Regions from separate parts of the Homo sapiens genome. Here region 2 is linked to region 1. A link is an interaction called in ENCODE POLR2A ChIA-PET data of the cell type or tissue named here. Cell type or tissue: GM12878. All regions are shown on one strand. Links, peaks and the distances in the headings refer to the core of each region. The heading gives the core; the rest is flanking DNA. Region 1 holds the start of LOC105378781 (a long non-coding RNA gene). Region 2 overlaps GNG12 (G protein subunit gamma 12).

The links. Peaks named below come from ENCODE experiments on the same cell type or tissue, not always from the same donor. Only the 100,000 strongest peaks of a DNase experiment are listed, where the experiment ranks them.
Region 2: POLR2A ChIA-PET joins it to region 1 with 8 read pairs; 12 of 35 experiments call an interaction of 5 or more read pairs at or near these places.

The regions. Positions count from the first base shown.
Region 1 is chr1:67,753,066-67,759,633 of GRCh38, forward strand. All of the region lies in intron 2 of GNG12 (G protein subunit gamma 12), which reads right to left. LOC105378781 (a long non-coding RNA gene) reads left to right here and starts at 1,683. Exons shown (of 4, transcript XR_007066163.1): 1 at 1,683-2,208. In GM12878, for the core only: no CTCF peak of the experiment used is centred there; a DNase peak (open chromatin) is centred at 2,366.
Region 2 is chr1:67,815,050-67,821,617 of GRCh38, forward strand. All of the region lies in intron 1 of GNG12 (G protein subunit gamma 12), which reads right to left. Among named protein-coding and RNA genes, the nearest start is that of GNG12-AS1, 14 kb to the right of the region's middle. RefSeq lists an enhancer at 4,017-4,311. In GM12878, for the core only: no CTCF peak of the experiment used is centred there; no DNase peak of the experiment used is centred there.

The DNA.
Region 1 (6,568 bases), core at 1,416-3,915:
ACTTAGCTCCACAACAGCAGGACCCATGTCTTACTTAACCTTTCAATGCCCAGCACATGGAACACTGCTGAATATAGAGTGGGTGTTTGGTAATTATGTTGAAAGAATTTTTTTTTAAGTTCTTGTTTTCAAATACAAGTTGAGCATCCCAAATCTGAAAATCCAAAATCCTCCAAAATCTGAAACTTTTTGGGCTCTGACATAACACTCAAATGAAATGCTTACTGACGCATTTCAAATTTGGGATGCTCAACTGGTAAGTATATAATGTAAATATTCCAAAACCTGAAAAAAAAAAAACCTGAAATCTGAAACACTTCTGGATCCAAGCATTTCAGATAAGCGATTCTCAATCTGTACTTGCTGAGTTTCAATTCATGCCCTACAGTGAACATCACCCATGACAAGTCCTGCGACTGGAGGAAATTTACTTCATAAAGTAAGGAGTGGTGGGCAGGCCAGCCAGAACTGAAGCGGGGGCCAGGGCAGCCCCGATACCTTCCATGAATCAGCTGTTCGCATGCACCTCCCCTCCAAGCATGAAAAGCATTCACAGCTCAGCTTCTGCCTCCATGCTTCACTGCTGGGTTTGCAATTTGCCTTTCTGTACCTCCCACACTGGACTGTGCTCTGTATCCCTAGCACTTACTAAAGTGTTCGGTCAGTGGTGAATAAAGATCTTTGAAGGGGTCTGTAGTAAAGACAGCACTGGCCTGAGACTGGAAAACGGGGAGCTACTTCTAGAACTGCCCTGATCCCCTTGGGTGGTTTCTGTCTGAGTTGTTTTTGTGGTGTCGGTGAGAGAATGCCTGCCCAGCAGGACAGGTGGCGGGCGTTAAGTGTGGCAGTGTATGTGAGCACTCTGCCAGGGTAAAGGTAGGCGCTCCCTTCTCCTCTTCATGAGGCTGCCCTACACGGGCTGCTGTTGTCATTCCAGCATGCCCTGCCCCTTTGGCCACTCTCCTCTGGGCCACTTTGTGCAGCTCAGTGTAACAACTTTCTGTTCCCGGTCGTGCCCGGAGAGTTGTGAGCTCCCCACCTCTGCGCATGTTATTTCTTTTCCTTCATCTCTCCTCACCTCCAACTCTGTACAGATTTCTGGGCAGCTGGAGGGCAAGCTCTTGGCCTGGCCCACAGGTGCTGTGTGCTATGACTGCCGGTCACCTCTTCAGCTTGGTCCCAACCACGCCTACCTCCCACACACTAAGCCCCGGTCATACCTGAACTCATCATTCCTGTCCCCACCACAAACCTCCGCCTATTGTTGTGGTCTCCAGCTCAGGGAGTGGCACTGTCATCCAGGCAGCTGCCGAAGCCAGACACCCCAGAGTCGTTCTGGACTCCCCACTCCTCCACCACACCCCTTCTTCTGTCTCCAAGTCCTGCTTACGCCACCTCAATATTTCTCAAATTAGTATATTTTTACCCCACTGCCCCACCCTAGTTGGGAGTATAAGCAGCTGGCCCCTGGATCACTGTAGCACAGCCATGGCTGTCTAGCTGGTCTCTCTACCTCCCCTCAATCCACTCTGCACACCCAAAGTGATGTTTCTGTAAAGAAAAGTTGACTGTGACCCTCCCCTTTTAAAGTTCTGTCCACAGTTTAGATATCGCTTCCTGCAGGAAGCAGTGCTGATGCAGGAAGCCACAGCACCTCCGTCTCTCCCATCAGGATACCGAGCACACTTGTTGGTCTTCTGCATTAGAGGCCACTCCGTGAGGACTTCCTTGCTCTCCTCTGAGCAGTGGAAGGTTTTTAATCACTCCTTGTGTAGCAGGCACTCCAGCCTGCTACCTGACAGCCATCTAACTCCCTCCTCTCTGCTGGTAGAACAAGTTCACTCTTTCCTCATGTGATGAAGGTAAATCCAGATTGGTCTAGGCCACATGGATGGCCCCAGACCACTTCTGAGTGTTTAGTGGTGGGCATGTGCCCCAGTTCTGACCAGTGAGACATGAGGGGAGGTTGGCTTGGGAATTTTGAAAGGTCTCTTCATTCATAGAGAGATGCATAAGAAACAGTTCTTTATCTGTCCGCCTTGGCGTTGTTACAAGAGGATGGGATGCCTTTGACCTTTCTGTACCTAGGAGGAGAGCTTGCTGATGCTCTGAGGATAGCAGAGTAGGTGGAAAGAGCTTGATGGTGTTGAGCTGCTGAATTACCAAACTGGAAGCAGACTACATGTGGACTTCTTTTTATATGAGATGGTAAGTTCCCTTTGGTTTAGGCCATTTTGAATTGGGTTTTCTGTTACTTGGAGCTCAAACAGATTACAGATTCTTGGGCACTTTTCACTTCCTATTTTGTCTTAGAGGTACTTATTAGGTACAAATCTTGTTTCTTGTTTTAGACTGTGGTCTTTTTAAGGGCAGCATTTGCATTTTGATAGATCCTTGTATCTCCCAGAGGCTGGTGGCTTGTCCTACTCTTGAGATTGAATGAAGAGCCAGCATCGTCTTCCGGCCTCACACTATAAGGTCTCACAACCTGTAGATGGGCCTTCTTCAGGGGCTTAATTTCTTCATTTATTTTTACAAATGTTCAATGTAGGAAGAAACATGAACAAAATATAAAAGCTCTACAGTCCACTCTAGGAGGCAAACCTATCACATCCATCCTTATATACCTCACTGTACTGAACACATGCTTTGTGCAAAGTGGATACTCAAAATGTTTGCTAAAGGAATAATTTAATTTGCCTCTGATGAGTCAAGAGCACTTAGGACTTTTATAATGTCCTAAGGTCATAACGAACAGTAATTACCGACAAATAGTGCTAAATATATCCTGGTTCTAGGAGATCACTGGTAGTAAGGTTTTGTTTGTTTATATGACAGCCTTGATCCACCAAGATGCTAAAGCCTTAAAATAGAACAAGCAGAACTAGGCTTTGTACAGTGAAGCAAAAAAATAAAAGTTTGAGCAGCAGAGCTGCCCACTGGATGTGTGCTGAATGCCCATCTTACTTGTGCCTGGCCCTGGGGCTCAGCCAGGTAAGACGAACCCATTGTCCTCAAGGGGCTTAGAGTGTGGGAGTGGGAGGAAGAAAAACAGACAACTTCAAAAGAGTGCAGTAAATGTTATAATAGGTAAGGTAGAGGGTGCAATAGAGATTCCAAGGCCAGACCTGGTGCATTGAGAAGGTTTCTCAGAAGAGTATCTGAACACAAAGGGTAAGTTTATCATACAGGAAGGGACCAAAAAAATAATAAATAAAAAGAAGAGTAGCATGATCAGGTCTGTAGTTTATAAAAAGCTAATTCTGACTGTAATATGAGGTAGGAGAGACAAGGCTGAAGTCAGCAAGGCCAGTTGAGGGGCTGCTACAGTAATTCATTGTGGAATACCACAGGTTTCTCAGGCTGGAAACAGGTTAATGACAAATAATGTCAGGCCTGGGTTTTCAAGAGCATGTGGTGCTATGGCTGCTGCTCAAAGGATGATGGCTCTGGACACCAGTTTCCCATCTTCTGGGTTCAGGATGGGGAGTGGGTTTGACTTGGAGGCCACAAGATAGGGTGTGATGGTTTTAACCTGGTGTGAGCATGAGTGCACGTGTGTGTGCATATGTGTGTGATGTGACGCTCCGCCTCCTCATTTACCACATCTCACAGTTAGGTGAGCACAGGAATGGCTCTGGTCCCAGCATGGCCACAGATTCCTCTGTGATCTAGTTCAAGGGGTCATACCTCTTTGACCCCCAGCTTTTTCACAGGTCCTATCAAGAAGCTGGGCCAATCTCTAAAACCAATCAACTGGTCTGCCCGGGTCATCTGCACTGCAAGGTTTATGATTCTCTGTACCAGGGCTTCTCAGCCGGTGTACCCTGCTGAGGTTCAGGTATGCCTCAGCCCCAGGTGGCCTGACAGGGCCTGGACCATCCAGAGCCTCCAGCTGTGGGCATCTTCCTCCATGCTATAGTACGACTTTTCTAAATGTGCCATTTAAGTTGAGTATCCCTTATTCAAAATGCTTGTCACCAGAAATGTTTTAAATTTTTGGATTTTTCTCAGATCTTGGAGTATTTGTATATACATAATGAGATATCTTGGGGATAAGACCCAAGTCTAAACTTGAAATTCATTTATGTTGCATATAGGCCTTATACACAGAGCCTGAAGGTAATTTTATATACTTTAAATATTGTGTATGATACAAAGTTTGTTCACACTGAACCATCACAAAGCAAAGGTGTCAGACAGGGAATTTTCCACTTCTGGTGTCATGTCAGTGCTCAAAAAATTTCTGAATTTTGGAGGATTTCAGATTCCTGGATTAGGAATGATCAGCCTACATGAGGAAACAGGCAGGAAGCACCACTCTAGACAAGAGAAAGAAAAACATTCGCATGAGCCCAGAATCTCCTTTGGCTCATCACTCATGTCTCCTTCCGTCACTCAAGTGTCCACTAGCTCTTTAATGACAAAGCCAACACCAACCTGCTTCCAGCTGCATACTGGAAAGGCAACCAAAGACCGACATGGCTGGAAGATGCCAAGCAGTAGGGCCAAAGGGACTATCACAAATGGGAGCCTTTCCACTAGGGCTTTCCACCTCATGCCCTCCTGCCTTCCGGGGGACCTTGCTCTATACTGACTGTTGCCTTCCCTCCAGAAGCTCCAAACTCCCTCTCCATCTCCTTTGATATGTGTGATTTTGGTCACAGTGGAAAAAAATCTTGTATTTACAGGGAGAAAAATTCAGAAGGAAAAGCACTGCTTTCTTTGAGAAGGCTGAACTAGGGGTCCCCAAGGACACTGGGGAGTGTTGGGAAGTTCTGAGAAAGATTTGAGATGGCTCAGCTCACTTAAAAAGAAAACGCAGCAATGGACAGGGGTTACATAAACGAGTCTCTGTGCTCAGAATCGCAGGTCTGAAAAGGAGGTTTTAGTTTGGCTTTGGGTTTCCTTTTTTGTTTTTTTGAGACAGAGTTTTACTCTTGTCGCCCAGTCTGCAGTGCAGTGGCACGGTCTCGGCTCACTGCAGTGTCTGCCTCCCAGGTTCAAGCAATTCTCCTGCCTCAGCCTCCCGAGGAGCTGGGATTACAGGCACCCACGACCACACCCCTGGCTAATTTTTGTATTTTTAGTAAAGATGGGGTTTCACCATGTTGGCCAGGCTGGTCTCAAACTCCTGACCTCAGTCAATTTGCCTGCCTAGGCTTCCCAAAGTATTGGGATTACAGGTGTGAGCCACTGCGTCCAGCCCTAGCTTTGGGTTTCCTATTGCAGCAACACATTAGAATAAACAAACAACCAAACCCTTGGGACTGAACTAATACACCTGGAGAAGGATTAATGTGGCCTGGGTCCTGCTATCCCTCCTCAGACCTAGTATTTCGCCATGACGATGAAATACTATTGGCTGGTAGCAGCGGCCAGCTCGCTAACCTGGGCAGCAGACCCCTCTCTGCTCTTCACACAGCTTGGCATTGGCCTGGTGTCAGGATTGGGGAGCATGCTGGACAGGGGCTGAGTGGCTGCTATATGCACACTGGAGCACACATTGATAGTACAGCAGAGAGGGCTGGGCTCATCCCTGGTAACCTGTCAGCCCTGGCTTTTAGATGCTTGAAAGATGAGGTTGGATACAACTATAGAACAAACCCACCCAAAAAAGTCCTTGAGAGAAAAACATGAAGCAAATAAAATCAGCTAAGATGCTCCCTGTGGAAGCGTGTCTTAAAAACATTTGCCTTTTCCTGATTGCTCCAATGGAGGAATACCTTATTACCAACAAAAAGTTAGGAGTGATGTATGGGAGCTAAAAAAGTAGACCTCATGGAGGTAGAGACTAGAATGGTGGTTACCAGAGGCTGGGAAGGGAAGGGGGGGATGAAAAGTTGGTTAAGGGGTCCCAAAATACAGTTAGGGAGAAAGAATAAGTTTTAGTATCTGACAGTACAGTAGAAAAATTAGAGTCAACAACAATTTATTGTATATTTCAAAACAGCTAAAAAAATGTGCAATGTTCCCAACACAAACAAAAGATAAATGTCTGAGGTGATGGACAGCCCAATTACCCTGATTTGATCATTATACATTGTATACATGATCAAAATACCACATGTATCCCCCAAATATGCACAACTATTATACAACAATAAAAAATGTTTTAAGAAGTTAGGGGTGAAATCCAGCACATGGAACAGCATATACATCCCACAGTACTAATGGAGGCCAGAGGGCATGTGGCTTTGGGTGGGAGGAGTGTCAAGATCTCTATGGTTCCTGCGTAGGCAGTCTTCTCTGTGTTGGCTAACTATAGTCTGAGAACTATTCACCTCAGTAAACACTGGTCAAGTGCCTAACTGCATCCAAAGTACTGTGGGAGACAATACAGTGTAGCCATTAAGAAAACGAATTCTGGAATCAGGTAGGCCTGGGTTTGTGTTCGGACTCTTTCACCCATTCCCTGTGTGACCTGCGAATATCTGTTGGCTGTAATTATTATAATCTTGGTGCACCTCAATTTCCTCATCTACAAAATGGACATAAGAACTATATGTACCTCAAAGAGTTGCTGTGAGAGTTAAATGAAATCATGCAAGTATGATGTTTTGTATAA
Region 2 (6,568 bases), core at 2,572-5,071, 63 kb after region 1:
CAGGTGCTTCTGGAAAGTGTTACCATACAAAAGACTTCTAGTTCTCAAGGGGGAATGGAGAAATACATGTGGATTGGAAATTCAATCCAAACAAAACCTCTCTAAAAATTTTTTAAATGGTATTTGTATCCAGGAAATCAAGGCCACAAATCGTTTCTATGAATGAGAACTTTACAGGTTGCCTTCCCTCACAATTTTTCCTTCACTTATATCCCTGATAAAAATAAGAAATGCTGCTGGATATAAAGCAAAATTAATGTTGACCACTAAAGCCATTTCTAGTCAAAATTCAATAGCCTACATACACCTCTTGAAAAAACAATTTGCTCCCAGGCTCCGTATGATGACGCTGGCCATGAGTAACACTCATGTCCCAGAATCCTCAGATTTAGCTTTCTCAAGAAAACTTTCCATGAAACACGACTTGCCAGGACAAGGCCTTGCGGAGGCTCCTTGTGTACCTGTGGCCCTCATCCCCAGAGTGCTGTGCTGTTACCCTGTGGGTTACTGTGTCGAAATGGAAGCGGTGACGTTCTTCCTTCAGGGACATTCCTTTTGTTTTTACCTAGCAGCATACACCAATAATTTGTAAGTAGGAAGAGTTTTCTGTTCATTTTTTTCTTAATGGACAGATTTAGACAGCCCAAAGGTAGGGCTCGGTATGTGCTGCGGGGAGGGGCTCAGAGGGCCGGCATGAGGGAGGATTTGTGCCCAAAGGCTTCTCACAGACTCCGTAACTAGATGAGGAAATGAGCCAGGATCCACAAGACTCCTCAGCGGCCAAATCCCGAGTTCTCCTTCTGTCAATCATCTGCACTGCAGAGACTTAGAGTACACTCCGGCAGCAAGAAGGCTGCTCTCCCAGTGCTCCTGCCTTGACCATGCCCTGGAGTTACCTGGAAGCTTTATTAGAGACTGTACCCTCTGGGCCCCATGCCAGGGCTGGGTGCGGCCGGGGCTCCATGATTTTCAGTCACTCCTCAGCTGATCCTAACATGCACATAAGTTTATGAACCGCTGCCCTGGTCCCTTCTGCCTTCAGTGAGGCTGCGGAAGCTGCTAGAGCCTATTATCTTGAGACTTTTTTTTCTTTTCTTCTAATGAAAGAAAAAGATAATGTACGAAATCATACATTTTGAGCTTTCCTCAAGTCAAGAAAGTTTAGGTCAGAGTCCTTAGTGTGAGTTTATCCCTTTGCCCCACCCACCCTAATGAAGATTACAGCCGACCGTAGTAACTGGAGCATAGAGCGTGCTCCTGGGCAGAGTGCAAAGGGCACCCTTTCAAAGAAGGTGGAAGGGAAATGTATTGGGAAGTTTATGAAGGGGAGTAAAGAAATTTAAGAAACAGATTCACTGCTCTTTGGATATGCGTGCAAGGGCTTTCACGACTTTCCAAGCCCCTGCCTTCATCTGGACTCCTGTTCCTCCTGGACACACTCACCCTCCAGTCTAGTTACAAATTATTCACTCTTAGGACAGGGCCCTCTGCCTCCAGCTCAAGCCAGCTGGAGACCTCTGCCCTCATCCCCACCCCAGGTTTCCAGGTGGGCCCTGCCACTTACGGTGTGACTCCTAAATACCTGTGGGGCAGCAGTGAGCCAGAGGGGTGGGGAAGAGTATAGATGGGGCTCTCTCCAGGACTGACTCCTGCGTACTCAGCCGTCCTCCCAGGACAGGTAGGGCCCGGTGACAAGACGTCCTGAGCCTGGCCAGCACCCGACAACTCCCAGCTCACTAGATTTAATGAGGCAGCACAAAAGCAGGAGAACAAGAGGTGTGGGGCTCTAACTCCACCTTTGCCCTCTGCTAGCCCATGACCTTGTGCAAGTAACAGAAGCTTTCTAGAAAGTGCCTCAGTGTCCCCATCTGTAAAGTGGAAATTAATGTTTGACTAGACTCCTCAGAAAGCTTTTTGAAAAGTGCAAAGTGCTTTAAGTTATTTTGATACAATACAACTTCTCTAGACATTAATTGAATCTTCTATGCATGGGACACTGCCTATCACTGACAATATAAAGATGAAAAAAAGGCCACTGAATTCAACGGGTACAATATATTCCACAGAGCAAACAGAAATGTGGTAGATAAAGCTACATAATTCAATGTAATAATTAGTATGATGGCTGAATAGCATGCTACTGGGAACCCAGACAGCAGAAAATTTACATATGTCCAGAGATGGGGGAGAGAAGAGGACAAGAAGGTGACATCAGGTAAACACTGATGGTCAGGTACTCATCTGAGCACTTTATGTATACAATCTCAAGTGAGCCTCAAAACAACCTTGTGAAGTAGGTAAGTACTGCTTTCCCCATTTTACAGATAAGGAAAGCAATACCTACCTACCTGGCAAGTTCAGAGAGGCAGTCTCTCAAAGTCACATGGCTAGTGAATGGCAGAGCTGGGCTTTGGCTGTGGGCCCAAAACCTGGATCATAATCTTTCCACACACTGTCTCCACCCTAACTATGACCCCATTCCTGATCTCCCCAGTGCCTTGCCCTGGCTCAGGCATAGCCCGGCACACCCCTCCTCTGTGCTTCCATACTTCTGTATTCACACTGCCATATAACATGCCTATTATTCTGTCATTATTTGTTTTTGTGTCTGTCTTCCTCATTAGCTTACTGGTCCTTAGGGAAGAAAGGGAAGGCAGCAGGTGCTTAGTAAACAGTTGGTGTTTGGTGTCTGGTGTTTAATAAATGTTAATAAATGTTTTCTTTTGTTTCTTTCTTTCTTTTTTTTTTTTTTTTTTTTGCGATGTCTCATTCTGCTGCCCAGGCTGGAGTGCAGTGGTGCAATCATGGCTCACTGCAGCCTCAAACTCCTGGGCCCAGAAAATCCTCCCACCTCAGCCTCCTGAGTAGCTAGGACTACAGGCACATACCACTGCACCCAGCTAATTTTTAAAATTTTTGTAGCGATAGGGTTTCACTAGGTTGCCCAGGCTAGTCTCAAACTCCTGGGCTCAAGCAATCCTCTTACCTCAGCCTCCCAAAGTGCTGGGATTACAGGTGTGAGCCACTGCACCTGGTCAATAAATGTTTTCTCAATGGATGAAGGAAAAAATGAAACTATACTAGGCTTCGACAGACTGGTAGGAATTTACTAGGTGGTTTGAAGGAAACATTTTCAAAAGCAAAGGCAGACCCTTATTCATCCTTATGTCCCCAGAGTCTTGTACTTATTACAGGTACTTAATAAATGTCTAACAAATTCTAGGCAGAGGAAACAGTGTGAGGAAATCCAGAGAGATTTAAGGTTACACAGTGAGTTTGGACAACTTGGCCAATGTGAATCACATAGTGGGTGTGTGGGGACACAGAAGTGCTTCTCAAATTATTCATGGGGAAAGACCAGGGGTTTTTTTTTTTTTTTTTTTTTTTTTTTTACTTCCAATTCAATATGGACCAATTCTTTCATAAAAATTCAGCGAAAAGGAACTGCCAAAAATGGGACAAAATACAAGTCCAGTTCCTAATCAGATTCAACAGATGTAAAATGATGGTCAAATTGCTATAAAAATTACCAAATATGGACTTATCTAGCTGCAGATTGCTAACAAAGAGGTCTGTCTGCTGATCAAGCTTTGCCTGGCACTGAGAAAGGTGGAGGTAGGAGCTATTGTGGAGAGCCACAAGAAAGATGAGCTTGTTCTACAAAGGAAAGAGAGATCAAGAATAATGTTCACTGAGGATTTCTGTGTGGCCGGCATGGTTATGAGTGCTTCACACCTATTAACTCATTTACATTTCATAACTTATCTGTGAGGTAAGTGCTATTATCACACCCGTTTCAGAGATGAGTAAACTGAGACACAGCCGTTAAAAACATTCCCAAGCCAGAGGTGGTAAGAAGCATCACGAGGCCTTGAACCTGGGCAGTGTGAATCTTCATTACTAGACTGCGATGCCTTTGGGGAACTCATAGACAATTTTCTATTGTCTATGAGTTCAGGAAGTGACCCACTGAAATTTATGTTTTCAAGAAATCATGCTGGTGGCAGTGTGCAGGGTAAAGGTCAGTTAGGAAGCCACAACAACAATCCAGGTGAGAGGCATGGGGGTAGGGAGAAGCAGACATGCGGGCGCTTTAGGAGGTGGACCCAGGCTTTAGTTGGGGGCAGGGTGTCCAAGCTAGGGAGAGATGAAGGGGAGGGAGGCGTTCCTGATGACTCAAGGGTTCAGAGCTTAGCAACCTGGGTGGATGGAAATGTCTTACAGAAAACAGGCAGGAAAGCAGGTTTTAAGGGGACGATGATGAGATCAGTTTTCAGCAAATGTCTATCTGAATTTGAAGAGCCTGAGACAATCTACAGTTGTGTCTTAGGAAAATTCTACAGACTGTGATCTTCGTTTACTGAATTCAGGTAGTCACTATTTTTACCCTAGTTCTGCCAAACCACTTTCCTCCTCCTCTTTCCCCTTTGCACTGGTTACACTTAAAATAGTTTAAAAAGCAGCAGTTCCAAAACCCTAAACTTTCCTCCCTTCAAAAATAACACAGTGTGTATGCAAAATGCCACACTCATTACAGCTTATTTCTGAACAAAAAGCAGATTTCCCTGCAAATTCTTATTTGCATTTTCATTAAATTCAGATTCTTTATAATGGCTTATGTGATCTGTTCTCTGTCTACTTCTCCAAACTTATCTCCTACCATGCATTCACTCATTCATTGTTCTTTACACTCCTACCACAGGAGCCTTCTTTTTGTGCTCAAACATGCGAAGCTTATTCCCAGCTCAGTGCCTTTGCACTGGCTGTTCCCTCTACCTGGAATGCTCTTCTCCAGATTTAACCTGGCTGCCTCCTGCTCATTCAGCTCTCAGCTCAAATGTCCCCTCCAAAGAGTGGTCTTTCCTGGTCACCTCCATCCCCAGTCCATCTCTCTGTCTCAGTCCCCTGCTTTGCTACCTTCACAGCACTTACCCCTTTCTGAATTGACCTCGTCATGTGATTTTTACTCAAGGAATTTTGTGTATCTTGTTCACAGTTGTATCCCCCAAGTAGACAATCAATAAACATTTGCTGAATTAAAAAAAAAAAAAAAGATCAGCCAGGCACAGCGGCTCACGCCTGTAATCCCAGCACTTTGGGAGGCCGAGGTGGGCGGATCATCTGAGGTCAGGAGTTCAAGACCAGCCTGACCAATATGGTGAAACTCTGTCTCTACTAAAAATACAAAAATTAGCTGGGTGTGGTGGCATATGCCTATAGTCCCAGTTACTCAGGAGGCTGAGACAGGAGAATTGCTTGAACCCGGATGGCGGAGGTTGCCAAGATTGTGCCATTATACTCCAGCCTGGATGACAGAGTGAGACTCCATCTCAAAAAAAAAAAAAAGATCAACTTGGAGCTTATTAACAACTGAAAAACAGATGAAGAGACAGGGCCTTTGTCCACAAAAAATAGCAAAGAAACATCCAAGTACGAGAGAGACAACACAGGGCAGTGTCTCCTCCCTGTGTCCCTTCCACTCCCAGAAGCCCATTCCTCCAGACCACCTGGCGGATGCCTCACCTGTCACACTTTTCAATGTGGTATTACCAGAGGCTGTTGGACAGCAAAACGGTGCCATGAAAAGAGTACTGATTTCAGAGTCAGACCACTCACTACTGTGCCTATAACCTTCCAAGCACAGTATTCAACCTCTCAGAACCTGCTTCCTCACTTGTAAATGGAGCCAGTATTCCCTAGCTCAGCTACTATAAGGAGTGAGAAAGTGTATGTGAAGTTCCTAGCATATGCTGATACTCAAAGGGTAACTATCATCAGCTTCATCCAGTTTACTGCCGGGACACTATACTCTCTCAATTAGGGTTTAATAAATGCATTTAACTGTAGAAATAAGTTTAATTGATATTAAAGATGATGGATATTACGTGACCACTATGATAATGATGTCAATTATAACAACAGTTAACATCTGAGCACTTACTAGTAACACCCTAAGTACTTTAAATATATCAGTAGCTGTTTTATTCCTAAGCCAAATATGGTGTTTCATCAATTCTAAGAAGCATATTTTGTTCACATTTTAAGATCCCTGATAATTGGAATGATTCTTCATGGTAGGCAGAAAGCTCCAAGGATGTCTGTGTCTTAATCCCTGCAACATGTGAATATATTACATTACATGGCAAAAGGGACTTTGCATTATGCAATTAAGGTTACTGACCTTAATATATGGAGAGTACCCTATAGGTGGGCCCGATCTAATCAAAGGAGCCCTTAAAAACAGAATTTTCTCTGGCTGGAGGCAAAGAGATGCAGCAAAAACAAAAACAAAAAAAAACATCAGAGAGATCCCAAGCACGAGAAGGATTTGTCATAATGTTGCTAGTTCTGATATGGGCTCAAGGGCAAGGACCAGAGGGAGATCTCTAGGAGTCGAGGATGCCTCCCAGCTAAGAGGCAGCAAAGAGCCGGAGGCCCTCATCCTGTAATTGCAGGGAACTGGAGTCTACCCACAACCTAAATGAGCCTAGAAATGAATTCTTCCCAAAGCCTCCCAATAAGAGGCCAACACCTTGATTGTGGCCTTGTAAAACCCAGATGAGAGAAA